Regions from separate parts of the Homo sapiens genome. Here regions 2 and 3 are each linked to region 1. Evidence: chromatin contacts called from ENCODE Hi-C or POLR2A ChIA-PET data. All regions are on one chromosome and are shown on one strand. The core of a region is the stretch at or near the end of the contact, and the rest is flanking DNA. Distances in the headings are between cores, read along the strand shown.

Region 1 (2,700 bases), core at 176-2,675:
CCTGGGGGAAGGGAAAAATGGGGGTATTATTGTTTAATGGGTCCGGAGGATGACAGAATGTTTTGGGTGTAGATAGGGTGATGGTGATACAACATTTTAAATGCATTTAATGCTACTGAATAGTACATTTACAAATGGCTAAAATGATATATATCATGTTATATATATTTACCATAATTTTTTAACAGCCATAAAAGCATTCAAACCTTTTTTTCTGAATCTTTTCTAGTACAACAATTTGATATGTGAGCAATTATTTTCTGCATAAAGCTCTTCATCACAGTGTTGTTTATAATCATAAAATATTCTAAAGAACTTAAAAGTTTGTTAGTAGGTGATTTGTTAGGAAATTAGTGTAATCCAAATTATGGACTATCAGGCAGTCATTAGAAATCATGTTTATGTTTGTGACCAGCCCGGCCCATATGGCGAAACCCCGTCTCTACTAAAAATACAAAAACTAGCCGGGTGGGGTGGCAGGCACCTGTAGTCCCAGCTACTTGGGAGGCTGAGGCAGGAGAATTGCTTGAACCTGGGAGGCGGAGGTTGCAGTGAGCGAGACTGCACCACGGCACTCCAGCCTGGCGACAGAGCAAGACTCTGCCTTAAAAAAAAAAAAAAGAAAAGAAAAGAAAAGAAAGAAACAATGTTTATGAAGACATTTTACTGATGTAGGGAAATTCTGATAATATCATGTTAAGCCAAAAAGGGCAGCGTATAATATTGCGCTCAGAATGATTCCCAAGTGTTAAAAATTTTTGAAAAAACACAAAATAAGGCTGGGCGTGGTGGCTTGTGCCTGTAATCCCTGCACTTTGGGAGACCAAGGCGGGCAGATCACTTGAGGTCAGGAGTTTGAGACCAGCCTGGCCAATATGGTGAAACACCGTCTCTACTAAAAATACAAAAATGAGCCAGGCATGGTGGCGGGTGCCTGTAGTTCCAGCTACTCGGGAGGCTGAGGCAGGAGAATCGCTTGAATCCTGGAGGTGGAGGTTGCAGTGAGCTGAGATCATGCCACTGCATTCCAGCCTGGGTGACCGAGTGAGATTCTGTCTCAAAAATAAATAAATAAATAAATAAATAAATAAATAAATAAATAAAAATTAAAAATAAATAAACAGACACAAAATAGAAATATTGGAAGAAAATATTCCACAGTATTACCAGAGGTTGTCCCTGGACAGTTAAAGATCATTTTGCTCCATTTCTTTCTTAGTTTCCTGACTCTCCAGCTTTCTTCAGAGAAAATGAATTACTTTGAAGACCAAAAACCAAAACCCCAAAACTTCAATGTGGCACAGTTCTTGCTTATTTAGGGCTACCACATCCTCTAGGGTACAAGACTACGCTATTTTCTAACAACTGCTACTTTAATCTTAGTTGTTGAGGTCACGCTAGTGTTTTCAAAATGAGGCACATGCTGGTTCACAGAAAGACAGTGAATGAAGGCGTGGGGGGATGGAGGGAGGAAAGAACTCAAAGGAGACCCGCTGCAGGGGAAAATTCTTCCTCACTGCAACCTCCCCATCAAATAGTAGCTTCTAAAACCACAAGTTTTCATTTTCAGGATCAAAGCAGACAACCAAGTTCCTTGAAAGTAAATGTAGGCCAAGGTTATTAAATCCAGTTTTTCAGGGAAACTCAATCTAATTGCTCATTAGCATACCATTCAAAGTAGCTTTTATTAACACTGATTCATACTGCCTTTTAAAAATAATGGAAACAGTTCAAGATCAGCCTGGCCAACATGGCGAAACCCCGTCTCTACTAAAAATACAAAAAGGAGCCAGGCGTGGTGGTGGGCATCTGTAATTCCAGCTACTCGGGAGGCTGAGGCAGGAGAATCACTTGAACCCTGGAGGCGGAGGTTGCAGTGAGCTGAGATTGAGTCCCTGTACTCCAGCCTGGGCGACAGAGCAGCTGTCTCAAAAATAATAATAACAATAAAAACAAAATAGCTTAGTATTTTAAGGCCTGTTAATGTTTACTGCACCAGAAAGACACTACAAGCAGAGTCTGTTTGTGGGGATAGTTTGCTATGAAAAGAAAATTATTTCAGTTAGTTAATATGATTGGAACTAACTTCCTTCCTTCCTTCCTTCCCTTCCTTCCTTTCTTCCTTCATTCCTCTCTTTCTTCCTTTCCTCTTTCTCTTTCTTTCTCTCTCTCCTTTCTTCTTTCCTTCCTCCTTCCCTTCCTCTCTTTCTCTCTCTCTTTTTTTTTTTTTGAGACAGAGTCTCGCTCTGTCACCAGGCTGGAGAGCAGCGGCAAGATCTTGGCTCACTGCAACCTCCGCCTCCCGGGTTCAAGCGATTCGCCTGCCTCAGCCTCCTGAGTAGCTGGGACTACAGGCGCATGCCACTATACCCAGCTAATTTTTGTATTTTTAATAGAGACGGGGTTTCACCATGTTGGCCAGGATGGTCTCGATCTATTGACCTTGTGATCCTCCCACCTCGACCTCCCAAAGTGCTGGGATTACAGGTGTGAGCCACCGTGCCCAGCCTCTTTTTGTTTTTTCTTTGTTCTCTCTCTCTTCCTTCCTTCCTCCCTCCCTCCTTCTTTCTTTCTTTTCTTTCTCTCCTTCCTTCCTTCCTTTCCTTCCTTCCTCCCTCCCTTCCTTCTCCCTTTCTTTTTTTCTCTGCCTCTCTCTCTCCTTCCTTCCTCCCTCGCTTTCTTCTTTCCTCTTTGTTTCTC
Region 2 (2,700 bases), core at 17-2,516, 300 kb before region 1:
CTTCATTCCTGGCTCTGACAGGCACCATTGACCGATCTTGGCCCTCTTTGTCTCTGAGCCCAGATCTGGCCTCAGAATCCTTCTCAACACAGAACTCTAGGTAACCACTACCAGTCATCTGTGCCTGGAACCCAAGCTTAAACTACCCCTGGGATCACAGTGAGTTACTTGTGTGAGACTTCCTTGTGCCTCCTGAGGCTTCGGAATGAGCCTGACTGCAGAGACCACTGCAGATGCTGCCAGACTGTTGGAATGGCCTCAAAGGTCGGTTGGGCCACCCCAGGCTCTGTGCTCAGCAGGACTGCACGGCCTGTTCTGGCTGTAACCCCTTGCCCCTGGCTGTTCCCTCTGCCTGGGATTCTCCAGTTCCACCCGTCCACCTGGCTCACACCCTCCCTACACTCGCATTTTGTTCAGCTGACGATTCATCGAGGGCCCTCTTTGACCACCTGTCTGTAAGAGCTATGTTTTCTGTCACTTCCTCCTATGTTCCTTTATTTTGCTTCTTAACACACACATGTGACATATATTTACCTCTTTAGCCCTCTCATTTACTCCAATATTCCAAGCAATGAAAAATACCTATTGATCAAATGGACCTTGCATTAGCAGATACCTGGTGGACTTAACCCTGCTACTGCCTGCAAGAGTTAGGATGAGAGGTAATAGACACAGTGTGTCTAGCCAAGCTCCTGGTTTATGCAGCATGCTGATTTATTGCTGTTCGAAATAAAGTGTTCTTTACACTGTAGATGGGGGAGGGTGCGTTTAGTTGGAGGTCCCAAAAAGCCTCTGTTCTCACCAGAGCCTTCCTCCCCGCAGCCAGTTCCATTTAGCCAGCAGCTGGCAGGCATCTGCTGTGGGCCACACTGTGCAGAGCCCTGGGGGGATTCAGAGGTGAGCATGTTCCAGCATCTGCCCTGGGGACCCTGAGGATCTCAGTTCCCTGTGTGGGACTCAGGCAGGGACACGAGAGAGGGGCCTGGGGGCACTGATTGCTGAGGAAGTGATCATTGCCGGCGGAGGGGTTTGAGGAAGGCATTGGAGGCAAGTGTGGCTGGACAGAGAGGATTTTGTCAGGTGCGGGTGGGCAGGGGACCGGCTGGGCTGCCAGGTCACCTCCAACCCCTGCCCACCCCCCAACTTGGACAGCTGCTGCAAAGTTGATAACATCTTTTGAGATTTTCACTTCCTGCCGAGATATTAGTCATTAGAAACTTGTCACTTCTGAACCTTCCTCCTCCCCGGCTTTTCAACTGTGTCCCGATATGCCCTCCCCCAGTTTCCTGCTATAGAATACATTCTTGGTGATAGAATAGAGAGTTTCTTGCTCTCTAGATGAAGTCTGATCTTTTGCTGCAAACTCCTGTAATGAAAAGAGACCAGTTTGCATGAAATGTCTGCTCTGCTGTCTGTTTCCTCCAGAAAGCTTTTTTGGAGGAGCGAGTGGGGGCTAAGGAGGGGTAATTACAGTCTTATTTATCCATGCTGGAGACTCATGGTTCCCATGTGTGTAGAATTTTTCCTTCTCTTCATCCTTTGCTATTTGACCAGCACAAGTTCTGCTTGGCCCCAGGCAGATGTCACTGATGAACCGTGGCACACTTGCTCCCAGGGCCAGACCTGCCCCTAGTGTTCTCAGCATAGCGTCCAAGCCAGCTCTCTTGAGTCCAGACCACCATAGGGCACTGGTATCGTGTGTGTTTTTCTTGGCCCTCCTGAGGCCAGAGGGAGAAGAGAGAAGGTGGCCCCAGCAGATGTCCCAGCTCAGTTCTTCCTCCTTGGTCCTGAGCCCAGGGGCTGGGGACGGTTTGTGCATTCCTGGGGATCTCTAGAATGGACCCCACTCCTCGCACACACAGGTAGCTGGGACTGTCTTCCTTTATGGGCTCACTGTGGTGACTGTGGCTTCCTGTGTTTGCCCCCTGCAGAGCTGCCCTGTGTTGAAGCAGGAGGGAGGATGGTGTGTCGCCCCGGAGCATGTTGAGAGCACAGTGCCCAGCAAAACCTGACGGCTAGGAAAGGCCTCAGGTTCAGCCAGCACCTCCGGGGGCCTGACTTCATGCCAGGCACAGGCTTGATTGTCGCTAGGTTAAGTGATGCCTGCCTGCCCGGCCACCTGCCTTTCTGGCCACCTGGCAGGGCTTGATGCCGAGGCCCAGCAGCAACGTGGTGGTGGAGCCGGCAGAGGGGACTCCAAAGCTGCTGCTGTCACCGTTTAGATAACGTGCAGACAGGGCTGGGTCCAGACTCCCTGAACGGTGGTTCTGTGCACATCTGGTTCTCAGTTGTCCTTCATCGTGGGACTGTAGCCAGAGACACAAGATGGGGGCACCTTCTGTGTCTTCCTTTTCCTTTATTCCTAGCCCTCCCTGCACTAACACACGCCTCCCCCCCCCGCCCGCCCCCCCCCGCACCACTGCCATCTACCTGGATGTCACCTGCTCCTTGTTCTTTCCCATTTCAGCTTCCGGCCACCTCCTTCTTGGAGCTTTTCTGGATTCCCCGCTCTCCTCTGCTCCCAGTGCCCCCAGCTCAGGTGCCTGCCATCCCTCTGTTAGGGTGCCAGACTTGCTGGTGGGATTTGCTGGTGGGATCAGGCTGTGAGCTCCCCAGGACAGGGCCTGGCCCTATAGCAAACACCCTGGGCCCCTCACTGTCCCCCATCCCACAGGCTTTGTCCTCCTTGTCTTTGTTTCC
Region 3 (2,700 bases), core at 6-2,505, 450 kb after region 1:
CAGGACGTGCACAGCTGTCATCCCAGCATCATAGGCTCACCTGGCGGAGGTCGGGCCAGTGACGGTATTGATTTTCAGTGACAGTGACTCAGCCTGGGACCAGAGGCTGCTGTTTGCAGAGATATAACACCTTCTGAGATTGGGGTGCTTTGGAAACCCAGCCAGGAGAGCAGTGGCTCCAAGAGCAGCATACGGTGGGCCCTCAGAAATGGTGGTGAAAATGAATTGCGATCAGTTTCCTTCCAGCCACATGGGAACCTGAAAGGAATCCCTCCTCCCTGCTGAGGGCCTGGGTCGATGGATTCGATGACATCCCTCTCCTTGGGCAGCACTGGGCTGATCTCAGACTCTCTGTTCCCAGCCGAGTTCTCTGGTTTCACATTCCCATCTGCCTTCTCCCGGTCACGACATGCTACTGGCACATCTCTTTTGACTTCTCTTACCATTCTGATTGGCCAGTTGCCAAACAGCCTTCTCAAGTTAAAATTTCAACATACTTGCCCCCTGCCCCCTTCAGCCTGATCCATTATTTCTCTTACCTGGTGACAGATGCTCACTTTCCTTCGGATATTTGACAGCCAGCCTCACTCCAGCTCCCCCGATCTGGACAGGAGGCAGCAAGAGATGGGGAAGGTATCCAGGGCCCCCTCAGCCGCTGCCCCGCTTGGGCAGATCCCGCATGCTTTTCTGCACAGCCATTTTGCATTCCTGCCTGCATTCAGTAGATAAACAAAGAAAGAGCAGGTCCCTGGCATGCAGAGCCCAGGAGCTCGCAAACACAGATCAGCACAAGATACGAAATGTTCAAGGTTCCCGTGATGTTACCTCTAAAGCAGTTACTAAGACTGCAGCATTCACGGATCACCTAATTAGTGAAGGTTTTGTGTATTAATATGTGTGTTTCTTCCTTGATATAATCAGCACATTTTTTATACTGACACAGAAGATGGGAGGGAATTATTACTTTAGTATTTCTCTGAACTTCTCTAACTTATTTTCATCGAGAGTTCTTCGGACGGCTCAGAATTCAGAAATATCTGCCCTTTTCACTCTATCTTTGGCCCCTGCCCAAGTCTGGGACTCACTGGGGTGGGGCCAAGGCTAAAACTAAACTAGGGTGTGAGGTACTAGAGGTGCATGTCCAGTGGTTGGGAGCAGTTTCCAGCGAGTCAGCGAAGTCTTCCTGGGGAATGGCATGAGACACCGAGCATGGCCCTGACAAGTGCCGCTCTGACTCATTTCCTGAGGTGAACACTGGACAGTCACAATGCCGCGTGCCCCAGAGCTTCCCCAGGGGCAGTTGTGTCTTCTTTCTAAGCCCTGCCCTATCCAAACATAGTTGTTATTTCAAGAGTTATCTTGAGATTCTTAAAATATTCCAGAAGTACAGTAAAATAGTATTTCTATTTGTTTTAATGAAAAGTAAAACTTTGATTAACGAGGTCCTTCAAAAAACCAGATTTTATGTGCACCAGACTTTTAGATGAAAGACAAGTCACAAAACACACACACGCGCACGCGCACACACACATGCACACATATACACGCACACGCATATGCATACAGGCACACTCATGGGTTTTGTTTTGTTTTGTTTTTGTTTTGTTGTTTGAGACAGAGTCTGTCTCTGTCGCTCAGGCTGGAGTGCAGTGGCGCCATCTTGGTTCACTGCAACCTCCGCCTCCTGGGTCCAAACAATTCTTCTGCCTCAGCCTCCTGAGTAGCTGGTACTACAGATGTGTGCCACTACGTCTGGCTAATTTTTGTATTCTTAGTAGAGACGGGGTTTCACCATGTTGGTCAGGATGGTCTCAAACACCTGACCTCAAGTGATCTGCCTGCCTTGGCCTCCCAAGGTGCTGGGACAACAGGCGTGAGCCACAGCGCCCAGCCAAATGTGATTGTTCTTTAAAGAACTGTATATGAAAGATCCCAGGAGCAACACCCTGGTAGCCCAAACGCCTGCTCACCTGCAGCCCTACTCAAGTTTCAGGGCCATCATCTGGCCCAAAACTAGAAATCCTGCCCAATAGTAGTGGTCAAGTCTTTTTCTCCAATTGGATTGTAAATTTTTTGTAAGCAAGGGACTGTATTTTATACCACTTTGTATTAAACATAGCCAGCACAGAGCTTTGCACATTTTGGAGTTTTAAATATTTGGCAATGGATCTTCTTTAGTGCCGCTATCTTCATTAGTGCCAGTAGTATGGTGGGATTTTCAATCATCCTTCTCTGTTTCTTATTCACATGGATTTGGGTTTACATTTCCATTCTACCAATAACTAGTGGTGTTAATTTGGGCAAATTACTTAACTCAGCCTCATTTGCAGGGTTGTCGTTAAGAATCTGGAATTAAATATTTAAAGTGTCTGGCAGCTGCTGTTATTATTGTTATTATTTTGCTTGTCTTCAAAGCAGAAGTTTCCTGGCTTGTAGCTTATGATTTCACAGTTGTGAGCTCTCGTGTTTTTTATAATTATGTTTCCATTTGGAAGGTTTAACTCCTATTACTTAAGGCTGGCTTCAGTGAGGAGTTGCTATTTGACCTGAATCTTGAAGGATGAGTAGGTGCTTAAAAGGCAGAAATGGATGGAAAGAATATTCCAAACAGAGGGAACAGCATGTGCAAACACCCAGGGTCATGGAGGAGAGTGACACATGGGGGAAGCTGACCACGGCTCGAGTGGGGGCGTAGGTGAT

Evidence for each region. A loop is a pair of places that touch in the nucleus more often than their neighbours do. ChIA-PET counts read pairs that join two places held with the same protein, here RNA polymerase II (POLR2A). Pooled maps may share reads with other maps.
Region 2: a pooled map shows a loop between it and region 1 (2.5-fold over the local background). The contact joins two enhancer-like sites. A Hi-C loop is called at or near these places in 1 of 168 maps with a recorded cell type or tissue (B cell), 2 of 37 single-sample maps with no recorded cell type and 7 of 50 pooled maps. POLR2A ChIA-PET finds 5 or more read pairs at or near these places in 6 of 52 experiments (MCF 10A, activated B cell, activated CD4-positive, alpha-beta T cell and 3 more).
Region 3: a loop to region 1 is called in a map of breast epithelium, with 21 times the contacts of the local background. The contact joins two enhancer-like sites. A Hi-C loop is called at or near these places in 1 of 168 maps with a recorded cell type or tissue (breast epithelium). POLR2A ChIA-PET finds 5 or more read pairs at or near these places in 1 of 52 experiments (WTC11).

The regions. Positions count from the first base shown.
Region 1 is chr14:91,077,281-91,079,980 of GRCh38, reverse strand. It overlaps a transcript of DGLUCY not described here. Among named protein-coding and RNA genes, the nearest start is that of RPS6KA5, 18 kb to the right of the region's middle. RefSeq lists an enhancer at 1,305-1,494. Within about 2 kb of position 1,425, at least 4 of the 41 ENCODE cell types and tissues checked have a DNase peak (open chromatin) inside an H3K27ac peak, as active enhancers do.
Region 2 is chr14:91,372,242-91,374,941 of GRCh38, reverse strand. All of the region lies in intron 3 of CCDC88C (coiled-coil domain containing 88C), which reads left to right. It overlaps LOC107984673 (a long non-coding RNA gene), which reads right to left. Exons shown (of 2, transcript XR_001750858.2): 2 at 691-2,306. Among named protein-coding and RNA genes, the nearest start is that of CCDC88C, 44 kb to the left of the region's middle. RefSeq lists enhancers at 904-973, 2,577-2,700. Within about 2 kb of position 1,266, at least 12 of the 41 ENCODE cell types and tissues checked have a DNase peak (open chromatin) inside an H3K27ac peak, as active enhancers do.
Region 3 is chr14:90,622,932-90,625,631 of GRCh38, reverse strand. All of the region lies in intron 15 of TTC7B (tetratricopeptide repeat domain 7B), which reads left to right. Among named protein-coding and RNA genes, the nearest start is that of TTC7B-AS1, 18 kb to the left of the region's middle. RefSeq lists an enhancer at 1-213. Within about 2 kb of position 1,255, at least 11 of the 41 ENCODE cell types and tissues checked have a DNase peak (open chromatin) inside an H3K27ac peak, as active enhancers do.